3 separate regions of the Homo sapiens genome follow, and regions 1 and 3 are each linked to region 2. A link is a contact called in ENCODE Hi-C or POLR2A ChIA-PET data. All regions are on one chromosome and are shown on one strand. Each heading gives the region's core, a stretch centred on a gene start or an enhancer-like site at or near the end of the contact. The rest is flanking DNA. Distances are from core to core; before and after follow the strand shown.

Region 1 (3,422 bases), core at 359-2,858, 160 kb after region 2:
GGTCAGGATAGGGTGTCCTCTCTATCTCACAGGTGGGGACATGGAGGACCCAAGCTCCTGGCAAGTTCAGCCCCACCAGCCCTCTGCAATCCTGTGCTTTGGGCCCAGGGGAAATAGCTGGTAAGGAGGGGTGAAAGACTCATGTGTGCCATCCTGCAGGCAAGGTCACTGTCTCAGAGCCATGGCCCAGCTGTAGGGTGAAGGGAGGAGGATGGGAGCATGACAGCCCTGTGAGCCCAGGCGGGAAGGCTGGCAGGTGCTGCATGGCCTGGGCTACCTCCCATAGTTCCCAGTGCAGCTGGGTGACATCTACCCGAAGCTGGGATAGTAGGTCCCTGAGGCGAGTGCCCAAGGTGAGGACTGGCCTGATGGGTGGAGGGAACCTTGGATGCTCCGAAGCACCCACTCCAGCCCAGCTCCCCCCCCGGTGTCTGGTGATCAATATCACTACAGTGCCCATATCCCCACCTTGGCTCCGGTCCTTGGGAGTGCTGGGGTTCTGAGGCCCTTCACACAGGGCGGTACCCTCAGGGCCCATCACAAGGTGCTGGGGCCGCTAAGGTTCAAGGTTCAGTGACCTCCAGCCTTCCTGTTCCCAGCCCCTGGCAGAGGGAAGGGGCATCTCACCAAGAAGCCTTTTCAAGCCTTGCCACTGCCTCACAGCCTGCTGGTGGGCTCTCCCAACTAGGATTCCAAGAGCAGGAGTGCTTTCCTTGGGTGTGCTTCCAGGTGTGAGCCTGTGTCCAGGTATGTGTTCCTGTTTCCGTGTGGGCTGTGAGTGTCTCTGTTAGCCAATACCCTGGTGTGAGGGGTTCCTTTCTCCTTCCTGAAGGAGAAGATGCCTGGGCTCCTTGGGGGGAGTGTGAGGGGGGCAGTGACCAGGAAAAGTATGTGTGTGTCTGGGGAGGTGGGCCCTGGGCCCTGCCAGACACCTGGGCTGGTTGGTCCAGAGCTTCTGCATCCACTCAGGGACACAGGCCCCGGGTGGGAGCCAAGCCCCAGTTTGTGCACTGGCCAGCCCTCCTTGTCCTCTGCCCTCAGCTGCTGATTTTTGTAAAACGAGGAGTGTGTGTTGGGAGGTGTGCAACTTATCACACGCACAGTGTTTTCCCTTCGGGACACACACACCCTCGCAAGCCACCACACACGGTGACACCAGCGACGCATGCTGGTGGCCGGCTCCCAGGGCTCAGCCTCCCTCGGCGACGCGCCAGTGATACACACTCCCGCCTCTCCCACTCCCACCCACATCCCGGGAGGAGCGGCCGCTCCTCTGTGCTCCTCCGGCCCGGCCCTCGGCGCGGCGTTTCTGTGTTCTGTTCCCTTCACAGCCGCGTGGAAACCGCAGCGGGGCGGGCCGGGATGAGCTCACGCCGCCGCCCGCCAGGCCGCCAACCCTAACTCGCTCCAGATGCAGGGCGGCCTGTGCTGGCGCGGAGAGTGGCGGGGTGGGCCGGGGCCTGGGCCGGGGCCGGGGGAGGCATGGCCCACTCGCGCCCCCTGCAGGGGAGGCCTCCGCAGATCTCCTGGAGGCGGGGGCTGCAGGCTCTGGGCACAGGGGCGCGGGTGGCGGCTGCCTACCCCGGAAGAGGAGGGACTTATCGCCATGAGCCTGCTTTTTCTCAGGCCTTGCCCACTGCCTGAGATTTGTCCCCGGGCCGGGGTGGGGGGTGCAGCTGTGGAGGTCACAGTCCACAACCCCTCCCTGGTCGGCGCAGCCTCGAGGTGTTGTGGGACCATCCCCTCCCGGGCCGGTGCCCGCCCCTCACACAGGCTGCCTTTGCTAGCCCCCACCCGCGACTGCCGGACTGGGGCTGTCCCCTCCACTTCCTCTCCCCGCAGCTCCCGGGACACCCTGACCAGGTACTGCAGCTCAAGCCTCCCGCCTCAGGGCCCTGGCCAGGCCCTGCCCACTCTTGTTCCTTTTGGAACAAACACTCCAGTTTCTACTGGGAAAGCAGCGGGGGCCTGACCACCGCCTGTTTTTAATAAGGAGCTGGTATTTCCCCGAAATCGCCAGCTGTGGCTGACCTCATGGGGATGACGGCTGGCCCTGGGCCAGGGGGCAGGAGCCGGCTCCCGTGTGAGCCCCTGGCCTGCAGACAGACGCGCAGGGAGGAGGCGCTGGCTTCTCGTCCCATCTCAGCCGTTGGCTCATCCAAAACTCTGTCTATCTGTTTGACTGCTGTGTTGTGTACCCTGGGTCGATACCCTGCCAGCCCCCGCACCCCAGCCCTGCCCAGGGCCCTGGGTTCAAGCCCCGCTTTACTCCTGCCTCGTGTGATCTTGGCAAATTGCTTAACCTCTCGCCACTCATTTCCTCCACTGTAGGGTTGAGACTGTTGTGGGGATTAGAGAGGGAACACTGTGGGGAGGGTCGGTGGATTCCAGGAACGTTTCTAGACGGCAGGGGGAGGGGGGTCTCAGGAGCTGAGGCGCCAGAGATCAGGCCCTGGGCTTCCTGGGTGGGGCATTGTGGGAGGAGGGGGAGCTTGGGAAATTGTCAGCCTTGGGGGAGACAGGGACAGCACAGAGGTTCCAGCAGAATGAGAGTGCTTCGTAAGGGATCAGCACGGTGGGGGGTCGGGGGGAGGCTGTGGGCACCAAAAGGTTGGGGAGGGTGTCAGCAAAGGCTTTCTAGAGGATGGGCGCTTAGGTGGAATGTGGCGGCGTTGGTGGGGTGGGGGGTCTCAGGGTGGGAGCAGAATCCTAAGGCAACAGCCTGGACGCTGGAACAAGTGAAGGGGTGGAATGGGGGGAACAGAATGGAGGAGAGTAGAAGCAGGCAGTCGGGTTCAGGATATCTTAGGGGGACTCTGCCTGAGGCACTGTGGAGAGTCCAGAAGTCCCATCTGTAATTGAGGGACAAAGATTGAGGGAACCAGAGGGGGACACAGGCTCCAGTAGCAGAGAGGGAGACCAGCAGCCCCAGAAGGAGCAGGGAAACCAGGAGAGGAGATGCAGTAGACAGGGAGGCAGGCGGCTGGATACAGATAGTGGCTGGGAGATTTTGCTTGCTCTGGTGCCTGCACCTTTCAGATGCTTGAGGCTCCTCGTGAAGGTAACAACTATAACTACAATAAGGAATAAGGGTGACTAATATTTATTGAGCACTTAGTGTGTGCTAGGCAGTGCACTAAGCACTTACAGGTATCAATGTGTTCTATCTCCACTTCATTTCTATTTATTTATTTCTTTATTTTTCCTAACTGCTAGGCTATATAGGATCTATTTATTTATTAATTCACTCACTGATTCATTCATTCATTTAACAGATGTTTATCGAGTGCCAGACATGTTTCAGGTGCTGGGAATACAGCAATAAGCAAGACAGACAAAAAAATCTGCCCACATAAAGTTTACAAGAGGAAGAATTTATGAAAGAGGAAGATACCCAATGTATTAGGTTGGTGCAAAAGTAA
Region 2 (3,054 bases), core at 153-2,652:
AATCCCTGAGCTGGGCAGGGTGGGCCCCGCTCACCCCCCTGGGCTGCCCACCCCGGGGTGTTCCCGCCGACTTCTGGGCGGGGCCTCCCGGGCCAGGCCTGCCGGGGGCGGGGCCCGAGCAGCCGGACTGGCCAGGTTCAGCGCGCCTCAGTAGGGTTGTATTCCGTCTCTCCCGAGGACACCTGGGAGATGCGCCGCGAGGACCGCCACAGCTTCCGCGCGAACTGGCTGCTGCGCACCTGGTGGGCGTAAGGGTTGAGTAGGATCAGCTGGGATCGCCGCGCCACGCCCCGCCCCGTTCGAGGGGCCTCCCCACCCCCGCCCCATCCTCACCTCAGAGGGCTGCCCCGCGACCACCACGATGAGCTTGCCATCCTCCAGGCCCACCAGCACGTGGCTGCGCTCCTTGGTCACGGCCACGCTGCGGATGGCCACCTTCATGGGCAAGGGAGGCGCGGCCGGGAGCAGTCTGGAAGGGAGAGGGGATATACACCAACTTGCGACTGCAAGGGGGCTTTGCGACCAGCAGATATCCCTTATCCCATATACCCTCTCTGTCCTCATTTTAAGGATGGTTAAATTGAAATTCTTATACACAAAGAAATCTCCCACAACTGTGGCTAAGCGGAGGCCCAGGGCAAGACCTCCCCATGGGAAGATGAAGGGACAGGTAACAAACCTTGAAATATGTGCCCACAAACATGTATGGTGTGTGGGTTCCTAGGGCCTTTATCCTACACCAATGACCACCACCTTCAGGGGCCATGAACCCATAAATGGGGGGCTTACGTGTTTAGTTGGAGGATGTGCAGGGCGCACTGGGCGGTGCCCAGCAACACAAAGTCCTCTGTCACCGTCAGGGCTGTAGGCTGCTCTGCCAGGGGCAGTGAAGCCCGCAACTTCCCATTGACTGAATACAGGTGCAAGGAGTAGGTGACCTGGAGGAAGCAGGGAGTGTCAGCAAGGACAGGATCCCAACTGCCCCTCCATCTTTGCTGGGCACCCCTTCCCCATACCTGGGCCCCAGGACGTTCCCACGCTGAGCTCTGTACCACAATCTGGCCTTCGGACCCCAATGCCAGGTGGAAAATAGGTCCAGGGAATGTGGCACCCAGAGGCCGTAGTGCCGCTACAAACTGTCCGCGGCGTACAGTGTGTATGATCACAGTTCCATCCTGCAGGAAGGCAACTTAGGGTCCTGGGCAGGAGTCTGGGCTCCAGGGGGATTGCCCAGGAAACTCACCCTCCCCAGGGCACATGCATACACACACCTCAGATCCAGACACAGCCATGTCAAGTTCAGTGCTGATGGCCACACAGCTCACTGCAGCCCCATGCCCATACAGGACCTGCACAGGCTTTGGTGCCAGGCCTACTGACAGACCACCCTGTGGAGGACCAGGGTTGGCTTAGGACTGTCCCCTGAGGCTCAGGAAATGAAGGCCTTGTCCAAGACTAGAGGAGGACAGGACTGGAAGGCCACTGAGGGACGGATGGGCTGCAGGTCTGGGCTACGGGGGCCCCACAGAGCTGCCCACGAGGCACACCTGATGCAGGAGCCGCCACACCATGCACGTGGTGTCCCGGGAGCCTGAGATGAGGTAGATGCCACAGGTGTCCAGTGCAAGGCAGGTTACTACATCTGCATGGGAAGGGGAGGGTACAGGCAGAACGGAGGAGTCACATCCGCCCTGGCCAGCCTCAGAACCCGGCCCCATACCTGTGTGCCTCATTCTCCCCAGCTCCAAGGCTGTTCATACCAAGGTGGCAGCTGAGCTGGCTCAACAGCTTGCCACGGGGTAGTGCAGTCACCCGCAGGCTGCCATCCCAGTGGCCACCGCTGAATAGCAGCTTTCCATCCGGGGCCACTGCCAGTGCTTGTCCACTCACACCACTGCCTGGCACCCACGGGCCACTCAGCAGTCGCTGCGTCCTGACCCAGTGAGGGGGATAGCAAGTGAGGCCAGGCCACATGGAAGAGACCCAGGCCCTCAGGGAGCCTGGCCAGACCTTTCCCCTGCAGCTGGCCTACATTCTGATTAGGGAGGGGAATAATTCCGGGTGCAGGGCATTTGTAGCCCACCCCACCCACAGCCCTCTGTCCTACTTGTGGCTGCCCATGGTGGGGTCTTTGCTGAAGCTGAAGTAGTTGCTTATGTTGCGGTCATAGGGCAACCAGCTGTGGGTGCCCAGCAGCCCACTGGCACTCACAGTCACCTGCAGGCAGGAGGGGGCAGAGGTGGGTTTCTGGCAGAGGCAAGGGGGAGTGGAGCTGAGCTGGGGCTCTGCACAATGCACTTACCAACAGGTCTGGGGAACCCTGGGTGATGAAGGAGTGGGGCTGCCGGTGGGGGACCAGGGCTAGCACCAGGGGTACACCATCACTGACAACCTGCAGGGGCAAGGGCAGGCCTAGCTATGCCTGAGTACTATCAGATTACACTATCTGCTCCCTGAAGCATCATCCCTTCCTTTACTGTCAGTCCCCAGGGGTCATAGAGTAGGTGTCACAGATGCAGAGGTTCCCTCCAAGAAACAGGCAGAGACTTTAGGAGGGCATCTCAGAAAGTGGGTGAGAAGCTGGGACAGACATGGAAGATGCTTCCAGAGTATCACACTTAGTTTCAACTTGGTCCTCTCACCCTGTTATTCCTTGTCCCCCTAGCCCAAAGGCAGGAAGAGAGGGAAACCTAAAAAAAAAGTCAGGCCTGGGGGCAACATTCAGGAATGTTCCTGTCTAGGAAGGCGATGGAAGGGGTCCAAGGACAGATCTCCCTCCTGATCTCCCTAAGGCTTTCAGAGCTTGTTGAGTCGACACTTTATCCTGGCCCTGATGAAGAAGGCACCCCTCCTGCCCCCATACTCTTCCCATGTTTAGCTCATTTTCTAAGGTGCCTTGAAATCAGTGACCTTGATTAGGATTCCCATCTGCCCCACGTGGTTGGTAAGGACAGTGGGGTTAAACCCATTTCACAGAATATAAAGTTGAGGTCTTGTCTTCCTTTCACCTCTGCGAAGAATGCCTTGAGTTCGTCCAGGTGCTGGAAGATGCTA
Region 3 (3,532 bases), core at 172-2,671, 220 kb before region 2:
ATCTATCCAATCAAAAACCCTGTGATTCTGCTCTTCAGCCCATCAGCAGATGGACATGGATTTTGTTGAAGAAAGTGATAGGATTGCCTTGGGGGCTCTGCCCTCTCCCTCCTCCAGCTCCTTTCTCTTCCCCTGACTGATGCTTCCAGGAGTCGATGCTTCCAGTATGGCAGGAAGGTAGGGGTGTTGTGTTCATTCAGATGGGTCTGTCATTCCAGAAAATAGTTCCTGCTGAGTTAATTTGCCAGCCAAGTCACCCCTGGAGGGACTTCCAGTTGCAACAATGTGACAGGTGAGATAATCTGAAAACATTCCTGCTACAAATAGAGGTGCTGACTAAAATATAACATTCTTTTAAATACAGTTGACCCTTGAGGCCACATGTGGTGGTTCATGCCTGTAATCCCAGCACTTTGGGAGGCTGAGGCAGGTAGATCACTTGAGGCCAGGAGTTTGAGACCAGCCTGGCAAACATGGCAAAAACCTGTCTCTACTAAAAATACAAAAATTAGCCGGGTGTGGTGGTGCACACCTGTAATCCCAGCTACTTGGGAGGCTGAGACACAAGAATTGCTTGAACCTGGGAGGCGAAGGCTGCAGTGAGCTGAGATCATGCTGCCGCACTCCAGCCTGGGGAACAGAGATTCTGTCTCAAAAAAAAAGAAAAAGAGAAAAGAAATACAGTTGACCCTTGAACAACACGGGTTTGAAATGCACAAGTCTACTTATACATGGGATTTTTTCAACCAAAGGTGGATTGAAAATACAGTATTCAAGGGATGCAAAATCTGCATATGTGGAGAGTCAACTTTTTGTATGTGCAGGTTCCGCAGGACTGAGTGCAGGACTTATGTGTGGATTTTGGCATATGGAAGGGGCCCTGGAGCCAATCCCACATGTATACCAAGGGACGACTGTACAAAGTAAGATTTGCAAGCAAGAAAGGGAACTGTCAGGAGCTGAACATAAAGGAGGAACTGAAAACCTGAGTGGTCAGCGTGTGAACTGGCTATGTCTTCTAGGGACTAGGAGAAGGTATGTGAGCGGATTGTTACTTTTGAAGGTTAAATGTCCACATAAGTATGAGAAATAAGACGTCAGTTCATGCCATATAGGAAGCTGGAAATGGGACTGCCTGAATAAAGATGGCACCCTGAAGGCTTCATCACTGGTGAAGAGGTGAGCTAGAAAACCGAATGTCTAATTGTCTCCCTAAACATACTTTACCCATAACCTTCCTTAGCCTAATTGCTCAGGCTAAAATCCTTAGTTTTGTACTTCATTCCTCTCTTCTCTCAGACCTCACACTGAATCTATCCAGAAATTCAGTAGGCTTTACCTTCCTCCTATATTCAAAATCTGACCATTTCTCACCACTTCTTGCCTGGATATTGCAACAGCTTCCTGTCTCCTGGCTTCTCCTTTTGCTCTCTATTTCCAGAACAGCAGCCTGGCTGAACCTTTTTTTTTTTTTTTTTCCTCATGCTGGAGAGCAGTGGCATGATCCTAGCTCACTGCATCCTCGAACTCCTGGGTTAAAACAATCCTCCCATGTCAGCCTCCAGAGTAGGTAGGATTACAAGCCACCAGGTCTAGCCCTGGTTGACCTTCTGAAATATGTTAGATCACATTACACCTCTTCTCAAATTTTTAATGGTTTCCTATTTTGCTCAGAGTGAAACCCAAGTCCTTAAAACATCCCACAAGATCCTATATAATCGTGACTTCTATGATTTCTCTACTCTTGTCTCATCTACTGTCCCCTTGCTCACTCTACTCCAGCCACATGGGCTTCCTTACTTTTCCTCCCAACATGCCAGACAGACAGCTCCTGCTTCCAGGCCTTTGCAATGGCTGTTTCCTCTGCCTAAAACATTCTTTCCCTACATGTCCACATGATTCACTTTCCTAAGTCCTTGCTTAAATGTCACTTTTTTCTTTTCTTTTTTTTTTTTGAGTCGGAGTCTCGCTGTGTCTCCCAGGCTGGAGTGCAATGGTACAATCTTGGCTCACTGCAACCTCCGCCTCCCAGCTTCAAGCGATTCTCCTGCCTCAGCCTTCCAAGTAGCTGGGATTACAGGCACGTGCCACCACACCCAGCAAACTTTTGTATTTGTAGTAGAGATGGGGTTTCACTATATTGGCCAGGCTGGTCTCTTGGCCAGGCTGGTCTCAATCACCTGACCTCGTGATCCGCCTGCCTCGGCCTCCCAAAGTGCTGGGATTACAGGCGTGAATCACCACGCCCGGCCCTTTTTTGAGACAGAGTTTCACTCTCTTGACAGGCTGGAGTGCAGTGGTGCGATCTCTGTTCACTGCAACCTCTGCCTCCTGAGTTCAAGCAATTCTCACACCTCAGCCTCCAAGTAGCTGGGATTACAGGCGCGCACCACCACGCCCAGCTAATTTTTTTTTTGTATTTTTTTTTTTTTTTTTTTTTAGTAGAGACGGGGTTTTTCACCATGTTGGCCAGGCTGGTCTCAAACTCCTGACCTCGAGTGGTCTGCCTGCATCAGCCTCCCAAAATGCTGGGATTATAGGCATGAGCCACCACACCCGGCTTTAAATGTCACATTCTGTAGCAGATGCTGTCATGCCTTGACACAGTCCCTTGCACTTGCCATTCCTGCTAATGGCTTCCTAGTGAAAGCATCTGCAACTTTCCACATAAAGGCTTTGTCTACATAGGTGTTCATCTGCTTCAGGGTAGTTCCAAATGCCAGGGAGTTAACGACACCTTTAGGAGCAACCCTCAACCAATAAATCAGTGGATTATTATCTCAACTTTCTCCCCTTTGGGTAGAACAACTCCTCTGGGCATGTTTTCCACTAAATGGAACTTTCCCAGGACTTCCCAGCATAAACACACAAATTCACACATACACGAATGGAGCCAAAGAAAAAAATAGTTGATATATTGTTTGTGGGCTTGTCAATGAAATGATAACATCTTAAAATACTTAGGCTAGGCACAGTGACTCATGACTGTAATACTGGCACTTTGAGTGGCTGAGGTAGGAGGATTGCTTGAGCCCAGAAGTTCGAGACCAGCCTGGGCAACATGGCAAAATCCCATGTCTATAAAAATAAAATAAAAAATTAGCTGGGCATGGTGGCACTCCAACCTGACAACAGAGTGAGACCCTGTCTATATATATATATGTAAATGGAATTTGAGGAGAAAAGTAAAAATAAGAAAACAAAAAAGAAGCATAAAAAAGAATATATGTATGATATATATAACATTATTTTAACAGCTTTAATTTTTTTTTAATGGGCTCAAGCAATCATCCCACTAAAAATCCTGGCTAATTTTTTTTTTTTTAACTTTCTATAGAGACAAGTTCTCACTATATTGCCCAGGTTGGTCTTGAACTCCTGGGCTCAAGTGATCCTCCTGCCTTGGCCTCCCAAAGTGCTGGGATTATAGGCATGAGCCACTGCACCTGGCCTATATTTTTAATAATATATATTATAAAAGTGTAATGAAAAGGATACAATTGAATCAGTATAGCACCCAAAGTTTCTTTCT

Evidence for each region. Hi-C counts contacts between places; a loop is a spot of excess contacts on that map. ChIA-PET counts read pairs that join two places held with the same protein, here RNA polymerase II (POLR2A). Pooled maps may share reads with other maps.
Region 1: a loop to region 2 is called in a pooled map, with 5 times the contacts of the local background. The contact joins two enhancer-like sites. A Hi-C loop is called at or near these places in 7 of 37 single-sample maps with no recorded cell type and 4 of 50 pooled maps.
Region 3: a pooled map shows a loop between it and region 2 (3-fold over the local background). The contact joins two enhancer-like sites. A Hi-C loop is called at or near these places in 1 of 168 maps with a recorded cell type or tissue (GM12878), 3 of 37 single-sample maps with no recorded cell type and 4 of 50 pooled maps. POLR2A ChIA-PET finds 5 or more read pairs at or near these places in 1 of 52 experiments (activated CD4-positive, alpha-beta T cell).

What each region holds. Positions count from the first base shown.
Region 1 is chr3:46,844,122-46,847,543 of GRCh38, reverse strand. No RefSeq gene overlaps it. Among named protein-coding and RNA genes, the nearest start is that of MYL3, 18 kb to the left of the region's middle. RefSeq lists an enhancer at 552-1,285 and silencers at 1,378-1,657, 1,708-1,807. Within about 2 kb of position 1,608, at least 32 of the 41 ENCODE cell types and tissues checked have a DNase peak (open chromatin) inside an H3K27ac peak, as active enhancers do.
Region 2 is chr3:47,006,404-47,009,457 of GRCh38, reverse strand. NBEAL2 (neurobeachin like 2) reads right to left here. Exons shown (of 54, transcript NM_015175.3): 45 at 3,009-3,054; 46 at 2,303-2,392; 47 at 2,108-2,217; 48 at 1,761-1,933; 49 at 1,548-1,642; 50 at 1,272-1,388; 51 at 1,017-1,175; 52 at 790-938; 53 at 334-469; 54 at 1-239. The coding sequence ends at 138. Among named protein-coding and RNA genes, the nearest start is that of NBEAL2, 28 kb to the right of the region's middle. RefSeq lists an enhancer at 1-199 and a silencer at 1-338. Within about 2 kb of position 1,402, at least 3 of the 41 ENCODE cell types and tissues checked have a DNase peak (open chromatin) inside an H3K27ac peak, as active enhancers do.
Region 3 is chr3:47,223,285-47,226,816 of GRCh38, reverse strand. The region is part of intron 2 of KIF9-AS1 (KIF9 antisense RNA 1); the gene reads right to left. Among named protein-coding and RNA genes, the nearest start is that of SNORD13J, 26 kb to the left of the region's middle. Within about 2 kb of position 1,421, at least 2 of the 41 ENCODE cell types and tissues checked have a DNase peak (open chromatin) inside an H3K27ac peak, as active enhancers do.